2 separate regions of the Mus musculus genome follow, and region 2 is linked to region 1. Evidence: chromatin loops called from intact Hi-C (ENCODE). Cell type or tissue: gastrocnemius. All regions are shown on one strand. Each heading gives the region's core, and the rest is flanking DNA. Links, peaks and the distances in the headings are about the cores only. Region 1 has its middle 36 kb from the start of Fzd9. Region 2 overlaps Baz1b (bromodomain adjacent to zinc finger domain, 1B).

Region 1 (8,404 bases), core at 1,607-6,606:
CAGGCCCCTCCAGGTGCCAGCCTTTCTCTCTAAATGCTTAGCTGGGCAGGGTAGACTCTGCTGAGCAGCAGGCCGTGTGGGGTATGCGTGTATGTGACGTTGGCAGTACACAGCCGAGGAGACACAGGCGGCCAGCCGGTCACAGACTTCTTTATACCAGGCTGCGGGAGTGCTGGCATCTGTGAGTGAGAACCTGGGTTGGTTGGGGTTGTAGAAGAGGTCCAAACTCTGTGTTTCCAGCCAACTCCGTGCTTATTGTGCCTCTCTCTGCCCCCTCCCTGGCTGTGTCTGGCAAGGTGCAGGTGGACCTGAGATGTCATCATCAGGTTTCATGTTCACAGTCCCCGTGTGTTACGGTCGGCAGTTATTAAGCTGTGTTTCTTGCTCAGCTCTCTGAGCACACCCTGGATGGGGCTGCACTCAGAATTTCAGCTTGCAGACCTGCCTGGGCTTCTGTTCTAGCTTCCTTCCTATTACTGAGATGAGGCACTCTGGCCAAAAGCAATTGAGGGAGGAAAGGACTTATTTGGTTTACCCTTGCATGCCACAATCCATCATCTAGGGAAACCAGGGCAGGAACTTAGGTCAGGAACCCGAAGGCTGGCTTGCTATTCTAAGCAATATTACCTCTGACCAGGGAACTCACTTTATAGCTAGCAGTCATGGTAGATGAATGCTGTTATCCAGCTCGCTCATGCAGGCTCACACTTAGCTTTCTCATACTGCCCAGAACTACTTTGCCTAGGGAATGGTTGCCACCCACAGTGGGCTAAGCCCTCCCACATCAATTAACAATCATAACCCCTCCCTTGCAGACATGTCCACAGGCCAATCAGATCTAGGTGATTCCTCAATTGATTCTTCCTTCTCAGGTGACTCTAGGCTGTGTCAAGTTGGCAGTAAAAGCTAACCAGAAGAAGTTCATAGGAAGGAAGAGACCTGGCAGAAACCCCAATACCCATGGCCTGGGTGGGATCCTGTCCCTGGCCTAGATTAGTCTTTTTTTTTCTTTAATCAAGGGTTTGCCAGTTATGTCTCCTCTACAGGGCATGCCAGTGCAGACTGATCTCAGTCTAGGCTACCTGCTGTGTACTGCCACACCATCTTGTCTACGTGGCAGGGGTTCCTTTAATAGTTATCAATGAAGGGGCTGGACAGGTGTTTGGAAGTTAGCAGCACTGGCTGCTCTTCCAAAGGACCTGGGTTCTGTTTCCAAGACCCATATGATAGCTCATGGCATCTGTAATTCCAGTTCCTGTGGATCCAATACCCTGGTCAAGCCACTGTGAGCACCAGGCACACACATAGTGCTCATGAACATGGGGCAGCTGATGAACACGGGGCAAACACATACATGTAGGCAAAACACTCATACACTTTAAAAAATCATTTTAAGAAGTATCATAGTTGGGTGTGGGTGGCCTTTAATACCAGCATTTCGGAGGCAGAGGCAGGTGGATCGCTGTAGGCAATTTGGTCTACATAGGAAGTCCCAAGTCAGGCAAGGCTATGTAGTGAGTCCCTGCTTCATACAAAATTATCATTGTTATGACTACTTTAGTGGTGCTGGAGAGTGACCTTAGGGCCTCCTACATGCTAGGCAGTAACTCGACCACTGCACCATGCCTCCCTGCCCCCCCCCCCCCACTCCTCACTGGGGATCACTGTCTCTTCCCTCTCTTCTTTGAAACAGGGTATTTGTTTATGTTTTTTAGAGACAGGGTTTCTCTGTGTAGCCCTGGCTGTCCTGGAACTCACTCTGTAGACCAGGCTGGCCTTGAACTCACAGAGATCCACCTACCTCTGCCTCCCTGAGTGCTGGGATTAAAGACGTACACCACCACCCATCAGATAGGACCTTGATAAGTTACACAGGCTAGCCTTGAACTTGTTCTCCTGCCAAGGCAGGTCTTGAACCTGAATCCCTTCCATTCCAGCTCCTTTAATAGCTGTGACTACAAGCCTGCATCACCAGGTCCATCCCATAAGAGGTTCCCAGTAGACAAAAGCCTTGCTGGGACCTAGGCTGAGTGAGGATGTATGGAGCTATCTTACTAGTGGCTTCTATGATGCCCCATTCTAGACTCTCCAAAAGAGATCTGAGATTCTCCATCACTGTCCCAAGTCTGCAGCCACCTTGGGTTTCAGGGACAGCAGAGCTTTGAAGACAGGATCGCCAAGGATGAGATCAGCTTCCGAGCAGACACAGTCACCTGAACCAGTGTGTCCCCTCAAACAATGACTTCTGAGGATCACCTCACAGAGCTGAGACATTGATCCACCAGACTATGCTCTGGCCAGGCCTGCTTAACCACGCCTGCCTGCTACTTACCCTGATTCTTTCTCATATTAAACCTAAAGCTCATGTCAGTACCCCCAAAACAGTCTTGGGATTGCCAGCCTCCTTATCTGTCTCTCTTTCACATACAAAACTTGGTTCAAGCTCTCTGCTTTCTCCCAGCATTCTCTTTAATTGCACTGGGAAGGTAGCCAAGGCTAGTTTCAAGCAAGGGCTTTAGCCACGGGGGTCTTGTGAGCTCCGAGGGGCTTTTCTTAGAAAGAGGCTCAGCTTGCAAAGTGCTTGCCACACAAGCATGAGGACCTAAGGTTGATTCCCAGAGCCTAGGTTAAAAAGTCAGGCATTGTGGCTTGTGCTTGTAACCCCAGCATGGGGGAGGCAGAGAGAGGCAAATCGCAGGAGTTTGCTGGCCAGCCTGTCTGCCCAAAGCCATGAACTTTAGTTTCAGTGAGAGGTCGCATCTCAGGAGATAAGATGGAGCTGTGTGTGGTGGTGTACACCTTTAAGATCAGCACTATGAGCCGCGAGTGGTGGCGCACGCCTTTAATCCCAGCACTCGGGAGGCAGAGGCAGGCAGGTTTCTGAGTTCAAGGCCAGCCTGGTCTACAGAGTAAGTTCCAGGACAGCCAGGGCTATACGGAGAAACCCTGTCTTGAAAAACCAAAAATAAAAAAACAAAACAAAAAAAGATCAGCACTATGAAAGCAGAGGGAGGTGGATCTCTGAGATTGAGGCCATCCTGGCCTTTACAGCAAGTTATAGGCAGCCAGAGTGAGGTTCTGTCTTTTATAAAAGTCACCGGCCAGATGGTGGTGGCGTACGCCTTTAATGTCAGCACTCAGGAGGCAGAGGCAGGCAAATCTGAGTTCAAGGCCAGCCTGGTCTACAGAGTGAGTTCAGGAAGGCCAGGGCTATATACTAAGACCCTGTCTCAAAAATTTTTTTTTCTCCAGAGTGCCGGAGGAATGAGCCCCTGTCTGTATTTTGTCTGTGGAGGGAGGGGTACACTGGAGTCAGGACACACACTGTACCCTTGTGTGGGGCCAGCCTCTATTACCACCCAGGTCCCCTCTCTGACCCTGGAACCATTTCATTCCAGCAGTGTGGAGATCACATCCCTGACTGGGCCCTGCTGTCAGCAATGTTCTGCCTGTGGTATAGTGAGCATCCCAGGGGTCAATGGCTGCGACTGACAGCATGACGTGGGCTATGTCGCCCCCTATCGTCTGATGCGCTCCGCAAGAGCCAGTTTGATCCTTGTGGACTGGGTTCTGAGAGCTCAAATCCTTATTTCTCTCTCTGTCTCATTGTCTGTCTGTCTCTGTCTCTGTCTCTCTGCCTGTGGTGTGTGCATGTATGCTATGTATCCCATGTTGGGGTGCAGGAGTTGTTTCCACCACGCTGGCCCTGTGGCTGGAACTCAAGATGACCAGGCTTGGCCACATGTGCCGATGCCCTGTGTGAACTCACAGTCCTTCAAATTCCGTTTTTGAAAGAGAGAAGAAAGACTGAGGGAGGAGGGTAGAAAGCCTGAGGCTACGCTGGGCAAATGAGACTCTATGTTAATATAAAAAACACAAAGAAGGGCTGACTGGGTGTGTAGCTTAGCTGTAGGAATTTCCCAACATGCACAAGGTCCTCGATTTCAGTGCCCAGCAGTGGATAATAACCACCAAACCAGCAACTGGTGGAGCGATGGGATCCGAGGGCTGGGGTGTGTTTCAATGTAGAACACTGGCGAGCACGGGTGGGTGCTTAACCCTAAGCACTTGTACTCTCTTCAGACCCACCTGTGCCACAGACCTTCCTTCCCTGGGACTCAGAGGCTAATTCTAAAGTGACCCTGGGGATCCGTTCCACTGTGGCTAGAGCAAGGCCTGGGAGGGGTCATCCCTACTGTGTCTGCCTAGGAAGATGGTTCTGGAAGCTTCCGGTCCATTCTAAGGCAGCCTTTTCCACCCTAGGTGAGTGTGGCCACACAATGGTGGCAGGCTGAGCACTGCAGAGCCCAGACCTCTGGCTGCCCAGAGGTGGTGAGAGACACCCATTATCTGTTCCCACATTACCAGGGAGTCTGGCTATGTGGCATCCACACGGACACATTTCACAAGAACACACATACAAAGCATGAAGCATGGAGAAGGAGACAACACGCTGGGAGCTAGAAAGGGGATATCAAAGCCCTGGAACCCACCTTACCTGAGAAGGGTGGATAGCTGGAAACGGTGGGGGCATGCCTGTCATCCCTGCTACTGGGAAGGCTGAGGCAGGAAGATTTCAAGTTCAAGGCTTATCTTGGCTACAGAATGAGTTCCAGGCCAGCATAGGCAACTTAGGAGACTCTGCCTAGCAAAGGAGAGTTTAAAAAAAAAAAAGGCTGAGTTGAGATATAACTTAGTAGCAGAAAAGCTGCCTAGAATCCCCCAGAAAGGGGCTGGGGGTGTGGCTCAGTGGTAGAGCCCCTGCCTAGAATCCCCCAGTGAGGGGCTGGGGGCGTGGCTCAGTGGTAGAGCCCCTGCCTAGAATCCCCCAGTGAGGGGCTGGGGGTGTGGCTCAGTGGTAGAGCCCCTGCCTAGAATCCCCCAGTGAGGGGAAACTAAAAGAGGAAATTGTAACGAAGTCACCTTGACTATGCTGGATAGCCTTGCATGCTCTCTGGTTCAGGTATCAGAGGAGCAGCTGATGTCAGGGCAGGGAGACACGAGGGACCTCGCAATGCTTACTGAAGTGCTTGTGTGAGGACAACTGGGGGAGCCATTCTGCTGCATTCAGCAGGAAGAAAATCACAAGGGCACCTCTAGCAGGTGCTTCACACTGTACCCAGCTGTATCAGTGACCTAACCGAGACCTCCCCCTTATCCTTGAACAGATGTGAAGCATTCTCTGGGGTAGCCATGCTATGATTTCTTTTCCCAGTTCCTCGGAAGAATTTGAAGTCTTCTTTCTTTTTTTTTTTTAATATTTTTTATTACATATTTTCCTCAATTACATTTCCAATGCTATCCCAAAAGTCCCCCATACCCTCCCCCCCACTTCCCTACCCACCCATTCCCATTTTTTTGGCCCTGGCATTCCCCTGTACTGGGGCATATAAAGTTTGCGTGTCCAATGGGCCTCTCTTTCCAGTGATGGCCGACTAGGCCATCTTTTGATACATATGCAGCTAGAGTCAAGAGCTCCGGGGTACTGGTTAGTTCATAATGTTGTTCCACCTATAGGGTTGCAGATCCCTTTAGCTCCTTGGGTGCTTTCTCTAGCTCCTCCATTGAATTTGAAGTTTTCTGTCCTATTGCTTCTCCAGCCATGGTTGAGCTAGCCACTGTGACAAGACACCTGCCATAAACAAAGATGGCTTACACTGGTTCATGTTCCAGGGACCTTAGAGCATGGTCAGCTGGGCCTGGGCAGAGGTAAGCAGGTGGCAGCTGGATGGCAGGATGCAGCAGAGCTGCTCATTTCATGGTGGCCAGAGACAGGGCCAAGCTAGTCCCAATGGGGGGGGGGGAAGCTAGTCCCAATTGGGGGGGGGCGCATTCTCCCAACCAGGCTTCCCCTCGTATAAGCTCTTCAGCTATGAACTCATCGGTGGGTTGACAAGGGTGACTTGGTGCCCTCCTGATCTATTCTCTTCTCAGGAGTGCCCTAGCTGGGACCTGAGACTTCCACACGGGAGCTTTTCCACCCAAAGGACACATCCAAATAGGGACAATGGTACAGGGTGAGCATCCTTTTAGCCCAGTGTCACTGTTTTAGGAGATTCTTGGAAATGGTGATGCTGGGTTATATTCTGAGTGTGTCTTCTTATATTTAAAATATTTACTTTTAATTATGTGTCTGTGTGTGCATGTGAGTGTTAGATACCTGCAGAAGTCTGAATATGGTATTGATTCCGAGAGCTAGAGTTACAGGTAGTTGTGAGCTGACATGGGTGATGGATCAGATGTGAACTTGGGTCCTCTGAAAGAGCAGTACTCACTTTTAACTACTGAGACATCCTTTTTGAAACCGGGTCTCACCATAAAACCTGGCTGGCCTGGAACTCACTATGTAGACTAGGATGGCCTCAAACTCAGAGAGACCTGCCTGCCTCTGGCTCCTAAGCACTAGGATTAAAGGCGTGTTCCACCATACCTGCCCCTCCCCATTAAAAAAAAAAACATTTATTTTGTGTGTACATGCAGGCTCCTCGGTGATTCTAAATCCAGGCAAACTGCCAATCAAGACTGTTTGTACGCAAGGGGGGCACAGTAGACATGACGTGACTGCTCCATTGGTCGGTCAGTGAACGTTTTTATCACAGACACGAGAGAGAATAACCGGTGGCATCCAGAGCACAAAGAAGCAGACGAGTGTGGACATGGCCAGGTCCAGAGAAGTGGGAGAAAATAGTGGACATGAGAGGGGGGGAGAGAGAGAGAGAGAGAGAGAGAGAGAGAGAGAGAGAGAGAGAGAGAGAGGAGAGAGAGAGAGAGAGAGAGAGACAGACAGAGGAGAGAGGGGGGGAGGAGAGAGGAGAGAGACAGAGAGAGAGAGAGGAGAAAGAGAGAGGGGGGAGGAGAGAGACAGAGAGAGAGAGAGAGGAGAGGGAGGGAGGGAGAGAGAGGAGAGAGACAGACAGACAGACACAGAGAGAGAGGAGAGAGAGAGAGGAGAGAGAGGGGGAGGAGAGAGGAGAGAGAGAGGAGAAAGAGAGAGGGGGAGGAGACAGAGAAAGAGGAGAGAGAGAGGAGAGAGAGAGGGAGGGAGGGAGAAAGAGAGAGAGGAGAGAGACAGACAGACAGACACAGAGAGAGAGGAGAGAGAGAGAGGAGAGAGAGAGAGAGGAGAGAGGAGAGAGAAGAGAAAGAGAGAGGGGGAGGAGAGAGACAGAGAGAGAGGAGAGAGAGGAGAGGAGAGAGAGAGAGAGAGAGAGAGAGAGAGAGAGAGAGAGAGAGAGAGAGAGAGGGAGGGAGGGAGGGAGAGAGAAGAAGGTAGCCAGAGAGAGTGTCCTAAGAAACACCCAGGTTATAAGAAGGGTAAGTAGCTAGGGGGAGGGAAGCCCATGGGCTGGAGGGAGTTTTGGGTAGGGGAGGTGAGAAGGGCAGGACAGAGGCATGGGTTTTGATATGTAACTACAGGTAAGAGAAATGGCTCTTTAGGGCAAGTGGGACTTGGTCTAACAAGTTCCCCCAGGACTGGACGCTTTTATCTCACCAACAGAAATCCTATAGTTCAGGGCCTGTGCTCATTTCTGGATCTTTAACAGCTCAAGACCCATCAATCAGTCCCATCCAAACAGAGCCACTGAGGTGGGGCAGCCTGGAATCCCAGAGCTTACAGTTGAGGCAGAAGGCTCACAAGCACTAGACCAACTGATACACATACTGAGGTGTAGGCCAGCCTGAGCTGTAAAGTGAGATTGTCTCAAAGCCCCACTCCTCCTGAGAAACACTAGGTAGAGAGAGGACCATGGGTCATGACCGTAAGATTCAGCAGGTTTGGGCCTCCTGAGTCTGGAGAGACTGAGGGACATCTGCTGCCATATGAAGCCAGGGCATGGCCCAGATCTGGAGCCACAGATTTGGGAGTGTCATGGAGGTTCTCAGAGAACTACTGGGAAGTCACCAGCCCCAGCCCCGGTCATGTACCATCTTCTCCAGGAGAAGGCTGGCCTAGCCCGGTCTGCTGAGAGGGAAGGAAGCGGATGGGGCAGAGGCAGGGGCTTGGTTTGGGTCAGGGGCACACTAGTCTCCTGTGCGTATGTGGCCTCCATGGGTCCTTACCCTCGCCCTTGCAGTATCTTCAGGACATGAAGAACGCCTGTGAGAGAATTTCCAGTGGTAGGAAACTGAGAGAAGGCTAAAGGGAAGGAAGCTCTTCCTGAGACCAGGAAACCCAGCAGTGGCAGGTCAGAAACTTGGCTGGGTGGAGACCAGTCAGCATTAGGAATGCCTGTCTAATGGCTGGCTCTCTTTGAGCTCAGTGTGAAGATGGGAAGGCAGGGTGTACTGGATAACTGCTTGTGGTGCGGGAGGAAGGCACAACAGCAGGCAGCATGCCGGAAGGATGGCCAGACAAGGGACCAGCGACAGCATTGTGAAGGGATATTCAGGTTGTGGCCTGGGG
Region 2 (8,404 bases), core at 1,762-6,761, 51 kb before region 1:
AGAGAGGATTGTCCACATGTCAGCATGTCATTGCTATCTCAGAAAAGACGGACCTACCTGGCGTTTCTACTAAACGAGTATCTCTATCCCTTTCACACCATCCTAAAACTGAACCCCCCCAGGTGGTGGGGCAGGTCTTTAATCCTAGCAGGCATGTCTCTGAGTTTAAAGCTAGGACAGCCAGGGCTATACAGAAAATCTGCCTCAAAAGGAAAAAAGAGAATTGAAGCCATTGTGAGTCTAGGCCATCTGTGCTGATAGAAAGGAGTGGCCTTTGGGCTAACTTGTGAGGGTGGCAGGGTGAGCAGTAGGTGTGGGAGCTGGTTTTCTGAAGGAACCTCAAATGCAGATTAAAATGATGTATGTCTCACTGTCAGACAAATCCATCTAGTTTTCTTTTGTTTTTTGTTGTAGCCAGTGTTCTCACTGTGCTGGCCTGGAACTCTGTGTAAACTGGCCTAGAACCAGAGTTCTACCGGCCCCTGTGATTAAAGGTGTGTTTCACCATGCCTGACCTTTTGTTTTGTGTTGTTTGTTTTGTTTTGCTTTTTTTGTTTTGTTTTGGTTTTGGTTTTTCAAGACAGGGTTTCTCTGTATAGTCCTTGTTGTCCTGGAACTCACTTTGTAGACCAGGTTGGCCTCGAACTCAGAAATCCACCTGCCTCTGCCTCCTGAGTGCTGGGATTAAAGGCGTGCGCCACCACGCCCGGCTTTGTTTTGTTTTGCTTTAATCCAGGGTCTTAATATAGCCCCAGCTGGGTTTGAACTTCTGAGTCCTCTTTGAACCTCCCAAGTGATGCACAGGCAAGCATCACTATAGGCAGATAGCTTTAATAAGTCTCTTCCCTGGGGGCTACAGGGATAGCAAAGCAGTTGAGAGCATCGGGCTGCTCTTGTAGAGGACCTGGGTTCAATTTTCAGCACCCACATGGCAGCTCACAACTGTCTCTTAACTCCAGTTCTAGCTGGTCCAACAAGCCCTTTTATCTGTGCATATGTGATTACAAGCAAAAATGCTTAAGAGTAAGTCTCCTGCTCTTCCTAAACGCCTCAGAGTTCATGCACAGTTGTTCCTCCTTACTTTCCTTAGACCCCGTGGTGCATGGTTCAGGGAGGAGCGTTTGGAGGAAGCGGGTTTACACGCCTATGACTGTATTTATGAGAAGCTGGTTTACTGAATGCTACATGGGTTTTGTTTTTAACTCAGTTTTTGTTTTATGTGTATGTGTGTTGCACATATTTGTGTGTCACAGCAAGTGGGGGTCAGAGGACAGTTTGCAGGAGCCTGTCATTTCATCATGCAGGTCTTGTTGGGCTTGGTGTCGATTGCCTGCTCCCTGTGAGCCATGCTGCCCTTTAACCCAGCTGTGTACGGATTTTTATTGGAAAGCTCTTAGAAAGGATCTTTCCTAGCTATTCATTTTTCTTGTGACATTTTCTTCTTACTGAGGACCAGGTAATTAAGTCTCATTAAGGTCCCTTTTTGTACTAAACCCTAAGCTGAAATAAATATAAGCCCTAGACAGTACAGAAGTGGAGAACTTCTTGGAAAAATCAGGTTGCTTGCTGAGTTGTTCTGCTGTGTTCTGTTCTAGCAATATCCTGCCCTGCAGCTCCCACCAAAGGTCAGTTTTGCCACAGCTCAAAATTTTCCACTGTCCTCCGCTTTGAAAGTTTCCACTTAGCAAGGGCCAGAGTTTCCTTGGCCGGGACCAGGCTGCTACATGAGTTTATGTCAGTCTCGTCTGGGCTCCAGTTTCTTGGGATCTGTGAGATCGTTTCAAGGTCTAGGGTATGCATTTAAAAAATTTTTAAATAGTGTTTATTTCCACCTATATTGATATGTGTGTGCCTGCTTGTCTGTGTGTGCACCATGTGCATACAATGCTTTCAAAAACCCAGAAGAAAGCATCAGCTCCCCTGGAACTAGAGTTATGGGCAGTTGTCAGCTACCTGATGTGGGTGCTGGAGACTGAGCTATAGCTCTCTACAAGAGCAGAAGTACTCTTAACTGTAAGCCAACTCTTCAGTCCTAGTCTATAAATACAACACCAATTTTGTTTCTCTGAATTGAGAAACATAATGTATACTTTAGGAAAATCCTGGGGTCTGTCATTCTTTCTCTCTTTCTGTCTCTATTTCTCTTCTCTCCTTCTCTGTCTCTTTTAAGACTGGGTCTTTTATTTTATGTATGTGAGTACTCTGTAGCTGTCTTCAGACATACCAAAATAGGGCATCAGATCTCATTAAAGAGGGCCGTGAGCCCCCACATGGTTGCTGGGAATTGAACTCAGAACCTCTGGAAGTGCTCTTAACTGCTGAGCCATCTCTCCAGCCCTTGAGACTGAGTCTTAACCATGTGGTCCAGGCTTGCCTCAAACCTATAATTCTGTCTCAGCTTCTTGAGTGTTGAAATAATAGATGTGTGTCACTATGTCTGGCTTTGTCTCTAATTTGTTTGCATTTGTTCTGACAACTCTTACTGTGTCTGCCCCTTTTTTGTTTTGTTTTGTTTTTATGAGACAAGGTTTTACCCTATAGCCCAAGCTGACCTTGAACTCATAGTGATCCTCCTGCCTCAGACTCTCAAGTGCTGAAATTACAGATCTGAGTCGCTGTGGGAGTCTCTTAGCACCAGACAACATAGAATGATCCGAGGGAAGCAAGAAGACAGTTCAGTTCAACATTACTGACTGATGTTGGTTCAAACATCAGGAATCTGACCCCGGGTGATTTATTTTAGGCATTTTTATTTTGTCTGCGACCCCCACCCCCACCCCCACCCCTCCAGAGCTGAGGACTGAAGCCAGGGCCTTGCACTTGCTAGGCAAGCACTCTACAATTGAGCTAAATCACCAACCCCTATTTTATGCATTTTTAAGTACCGTACAATTTGGTGAAAATTTTCCTATTAGTGATTAACCCAATCTCATGTACAGTAAAGCGCGAAGTAAGCTAAGCTAAGATCAGAGGCAGCTGCATCAAAACGTGAAGTACGAGTGACGCCTCCATGCACGAATGACTCCTCACAGCACCTTTATAAAGATGGGCTCTGTAGCTTGAAGAAAACAAGCTTAGGATAAGGCTTTAGGGGAGGATCTGGTGTGATGTCACAGATAAAGGTTGCCAGACTAGTGTACGTCTACTCCCAGCATTCTAGGGATGACAGCTCATACATCCCTTCCTTTGAAGTGAAAACCCCATGTGGTTAGCATTCCAGGGTCCCAAGTGCTTCTCTGTGAGCACAAGGACTTATACCCGTTCCATAAGCTTTCAGACCTGGCTTATCTTTTATTATTTCAGTTGTATAAATTTAATAGTAATGCAATATAACTCAGTATATGTACAGTCTATATAGTAATAGAGTAGCTAGTATCTCTCCTCTTTAAATACAGTTCATTTAGTTAGAAATTCATTCATTCATTCATTTATTTGTATATTTATGGCAGAGTTTTTTGGTGTGGCCCTGGCTGTCCTGGAACTTGCTCTGTAGACCACGCTGGCTTTGAGCTCAGAGATCTGCCTGCCCCTGCTTCTTTAGTGCTAAGATTAAAGGCACGCACCACCACAACCTGACTAGATTTAGTTTATGCATGTGAGTGGTTTGCCTGCACATGCACGCGTGCATGTGTAACACATGTGGTTTTGGTGCCCACAGAGGTAAGAAGAGGAGGGATGTTAGATCCTCTGAACTGGAGGTCTAGATTCTTATAAACCACTCTGTGGGTACTGGGAAGGTCCTCTGCAAGTACTCTTAATCACCTAGTCCCATTTAAACACTCTAAAAGTTCCTTAATACCTAATAATTGTGCATATTTATGAGGTGCTGTGGTTTTGCCCCCCCCCCCCCCCCAGGGTTTCTCTGTGTAGCCCTGGCTGTCCTGGAACTCACTTTCTAGACCAGGCTGGCCTCGAACTCAGAAATCCTCCTGCCTCTGCCTCCCAAGTGCTGGGATTAAAGGCGTGCGCCACCACTGCCTGGCTCATTCTACTTCTAAATGACACTGATGTCACTGGAAGAGACATGTTGCTTATCCCTACTCTATGCTTAGTTTTGCTGTGACCTCTTCCAGGCTTGGTTTTTATTTTGAAGCCTTGATGGTGGGTTTTAATGAAACTCTAAAATTCAAATATTCTCTGAATTCTTTCCTTACCCATCCTTAGCCCTGTCTAATCTTTGGTCATAATATCATGGTCATAATATCTGGCTGTTTCACTTGCTGCTTAGGTTGCCTCTGCACTGGAAAAATGGAAAACAGCAATCCGTGAAGCACAGACCTTTTCCAGGATGCATGTTCTACTTGGGATGCTCGATGCATGTATCAAGTGGGACATGTCAGCAGAAAACGCTAGGTGCAAAGTTTGTCGAAAGAAAGGTATGCATTGAGGAAAGTTGTTCATTGACTGTTTGGGACTAGGCTTTCCAAAACCTTTTTCTTTTCCTTTGAAGGAATTTTGGTTTTTTGAGACGGGGTTTCTCAGTGTAGCCTTGGCTGTCCTGAAACTTGCTCTGTAGATCAGACTGGCTGCCTCTCTCTCCCAAGTGCTGGGAACCACCACAATCCACCTTCTGAAGGAATTTTTGTGCATCATTTAGCCCTGTTCCTGTGTGCACGGTTAAACTGTGGTAGGCAGACTTTCTGCATGCAAGTTAGTTAATTTAAAATCTACAGTCCCTCAGGAACCGTAGAGCATTTGTCAGCTGTGAGATGAGGTAGGTGCTTCCAGCAGGGGGCAGTCTTTGCACATTGCACACCCAGACCTCAGTCTTTAGCCTAGAGCTGGGAACAGAGCATTTGGAAATGGTTTTTATTTCTCCTTGACTAAGTCCATCTTTATGAGTTAGCTTAGGGCTCAGTTTCCAAAGAGTGAGGCACTGTGTAGACTTGGTTGCTGTAAAACTGACCAGACTGATAGTTAGAAAAGAAAGTTAGTCAGATGAAGGTCATACAGTGTGGAGAAACCAGACTACTGAGGACCATGCAGACATGTGTGGGAGAGTTTCGGGGTCCAAGAAGAACAGCAGAGTCTCCAGCCAGTGATTTTTCTGCCTTTTAGTTAAAGTACATGTACAATTAAACATGTTTTATTTATTTACTTACTTATTTTGAGATAGTGTCTCATGTAACTCTGGCTAGACTGAAAAACTCAAAAATACCTACCTGCTTCTGCCTCCTCAGTGTTGGCATTAAAGGAGTGTGTCCCCATGTCCCTTAGTTAACTCTTAGTGACTATTAACTGCCCTGCCCTGCTTCTTGGTAGTTCTGAGGAGATGAGTTAGGAACTCTCCCTAAATTGTCCAATTTTCAGAAAGTAAATGCACTTTTTAAAGAGCAGGCTGCAAAGATGTTCAGGTTGGTAACATCTTTGTTACAAAGTTGCACACAAGCCTGAAGACCTAGTTCCATTGCTCACCTAAGTAAGGAGGTGGAGACAGGGGGTTTGACAGAACCAGTGTCTAGCTCTGGGCTCCAGTGAGAGACTCAGTATGCTGATGTGGAAAGCTGTCAAATACAGCAACTAATGTCAGCCTCTAGCCTCCATGTGCATACAGAGAAGCAGCAGGGGGTGCTGGGATGTACCTGTGATTCTACCACTTGGGGGGCAGGGGCAGGAGGAGCTCCCCGGATTCTAGGCCACTGTGTGCTATACACTGAATCCTTGTCTTGAAAGAAAGACAAAGGAGCTGGAGTGGTGCTCCACGCTCACAAGTGCTTGCAGCTGTTCTAGAGGATCCGTGTTGGGCAGCTAGGACTCCAGCTCTAGGGGATCCAGATTCTCGGGCACACATGGGCGTGAATAAGGAGAGGGAGAAGTGCTGTGCTGCGCTGTGCTGCGCTGCCAACAGTGCTGTGTGCGCCTGTCTTTGCAGGTGAGGATGACAAGCTGATCCTGTGTGACGAGTGTAATAAAGCCTTCCACCTGTTCTGTCTGAGGCCGGCCCTTTATGAAGTACCAGATGGCGAGTGGCAGTGTCCAGCTTGCCAGCCTCCTACTGCCAGACGCAATTCCCGTGGCAGGTGAGAAGTTTTTAAAAGTAAGCTGGGGGCTGGAGATCTGGTTAATATTCACTTGGCATGTAAAAAGGCCTCGATTTGATCCCTAGCACTGCAGAAGTCAGGCATGGTGCTACAAGTCTGTTATCCCAAACACTAGGAAGGTGGAGGCAGGAGGATCAGTAGCACTGGGTCATCCTTGGCTACAAAACAGTTCAAAGACTTTCTGGGCTGTGTGAGACCATTAGATAACTTCGTTGGAAAATTAGTTTCAGTTACTCAAAACTGAGCGTTTCTAAGGAGTTAAAGCTTATTAGGGTGCAAAGCTTGGTCATTTATGGTACAGATACAGGAGCTTAGGTGCTATATGACTCTGGTTTAGGGTGTGACTGTGCGCGCGCGCGCGTGTGTGTGTATAGTTTTAATTGTATCTCTCTCTCTCTTTGTATCTCTCTCTTTTGCGGCGGGGGGGGGGGGGGGGGTTCGAGACAGGGTTTCTCTGTGTAGCCCTGGCTGTCCTGGAACTCACTCTGTAGACCAGGCTGGCCTCTAATTAATTTTACTTCTTTCTGTGTATGGCTGTTTTGCCTGAGTGTGTGTAAGTAATATTGATGGAGGTGAGAAGGGTATATTGAATCCCCTGGAACTGGAGTTGTGGTCACAGGCTATCATGTGGGTGATGGGAATTGAACCCTGGTTCTTCAAGAGCAACAAGTGCTCTAACTGCTGAGCCATTTGGTTTTGTTTACTGTTGACATTTTTGCTTCTTGCTGTTAGCCCTGTACCCTCCCTCTTTTGTTTTGGTCTTTCAAGCAAGGTTTCTCTGTATAGTCCTGGATGTCTTTGAACTCAGAGATCTGCCTGGCTCTTCTGGGTGCATGCTCACACACACACACACATACACACCACATTTAACTGTATGTAAGCATTTTACCTGAATCTATGTCTATGCACTACATGTGTGCCTGGTGCCTATGGAGGCCAGAAGAGGGCACTGGTCCTCTGAAAGCCAAGTTAGAGATTGTTGTGAGCGTCTGTGTAGGTTTTAGGAATTAGCCCTAGGTCCACTGCAAGAACTGCCACTGTTTGAGCCATCTCTCTAGCCCCTTGATACACTTTATTAACATCTTTTCCTGCCTTTAAATTTACCTCATTGTTACTTTATAGCCGCTTCTACAGGCAATCACTACTGAATATCTACAGCCAAATCATTGCCTTCTCGACCCATGCTTAGTTTCCTTCCCTGCTGTCTATTTGGACATGGTTTCTCCTATGTCAGTACAGCCAAACCAGCACCTTGAAGGCACCTAATATTTCCCCAGTTAACTGTCGTTACTTCTTACATTGACATTTGAGATGTGAAAGGGCATCCTTACGGGCACGAGGCTGTCTCTTGTAAAGGGCAGAGCTGTTTGATTCCAACCACACCTTAGCAGCCGTGCTGGGTTAGTTCTCCCTCTGTCTCCATTACCATGTCCTCTTGTAGGGACATGCGGTGTGCTGCTCTGAAGTAGTGTTTTTTTAGACCAGCTGTTCTGAGCCGGGATTAGTTGCTTTGTTGTGTGGTCATCTGCAAGCTGTCTCAGCTCCTGGAAGAGAGCCATCAAGGTGTGCAGTAACACCTGCCAGCCTCTCAGCCCTCTCAATACACCCCAGAGTCGGGCAGCTGTGGTGTCTAAAATGTTTCCTTATCTGGCTTTTGTGAGACAAAAGTAATGGTGGTTTATACTGTTTGTGAGAGGAAGTAGAGGTTGTATTTTGTTCTTGGTCCCCTTCCTCCATTGATGTCCCTTAAGCCCTTGTAGGCTAGGGCAGGGCACATGCTGCTGAAGCATAGTAGGACTGACCTCCAGGTCTCTCCCCTTACTGTCAGCTCAGTCTGGTCCATGAATAGCCATGCTGCAGAGATGTAAGGGGCTTTAGCTCTCCGTAAGCCGTCCTGGACTGAACTGAAACCATGTCTCTGCTTGGCTTTTCCTTCCAGGAATTACACTGAAGAGTCTACCTCTGAGGGCAGCGAGGGTGATGAGAGCGGTGAAGAGGAAGAGGAAGAAGAGGAGGAGGAGGAAGAAGAAGAGGATTATGAAGTGGCTGGCTTGCGGCGTGAGTGTCTAGTATGGCATAGTTGCCTCGGTCTCTCAAACTGACCAGAGAGGCCTGGCTGGCAAGAGAAATTCAGCCTTGCCATTTTGCTGTCTTACTCTTCTCTCTTGGGGCTGTGGGTAAATGAGCTGCCGTGTGTTTCTATTGGCTTTCAAGATGGTCAGGGTGGAGAGGTGGATCGCCACTTAAGAATCTATACTGCTCTACCATATCATCAATGTTCACTTTCCAGTGTCCATGTTAGGCAGCTCACAACTGCCTGCAACTCCAAATTAAGGGATTTAGGACCCTTACCTAGACTCTTA

Evidence for each region. Peaks named below come from ENCODE experiments on the same cell type or tissue, not always from the same donor. Only the 100,000 strongest peaks of a DNase experiment are listed, where the experiment ranks them.
Region 2: it touches region 1 in a loop (10-fold over the local background); 30 of 42 quality-filtered maps call a loop at or near these places.

Annotation. Positions count from the first base shown.
Region 1 is chr5:135,282,920-135,291,323 of GRCm38, forward strand. No RefSeq gene overlaps it. Among named protein-coding and RNA genes, the nearest start is that of Fzd9, 36 kb to the left of the region's middle. In gastrocnemius, for the core only: a CTCF peak has its summit at 3,519; a DNase peak (open chromatin) is centred at 3,504.
Region 2 is chr5:135,232,047-135,240,450 of GRCm38, forward strand. Baz1b (bromodomain adjacent to zinc finger domain, 1B) reads left to right here. Exons shown (of 19, transcript NM_011714.2): 14 at 4,229-4,376; 15 at 5,873-6,020; 16 at 7,981-8,099. Among named protein-coding and RNA genes, the nearest start is that of Fzd9, 15 kb to the right of the region's middle. In gastrocnemius, for the core only: no CTCF peak of the experiment used is centred there; a DNase peak (open chromatin) is centred at 4,728; H3K27ac peaks cover 1,387 bases.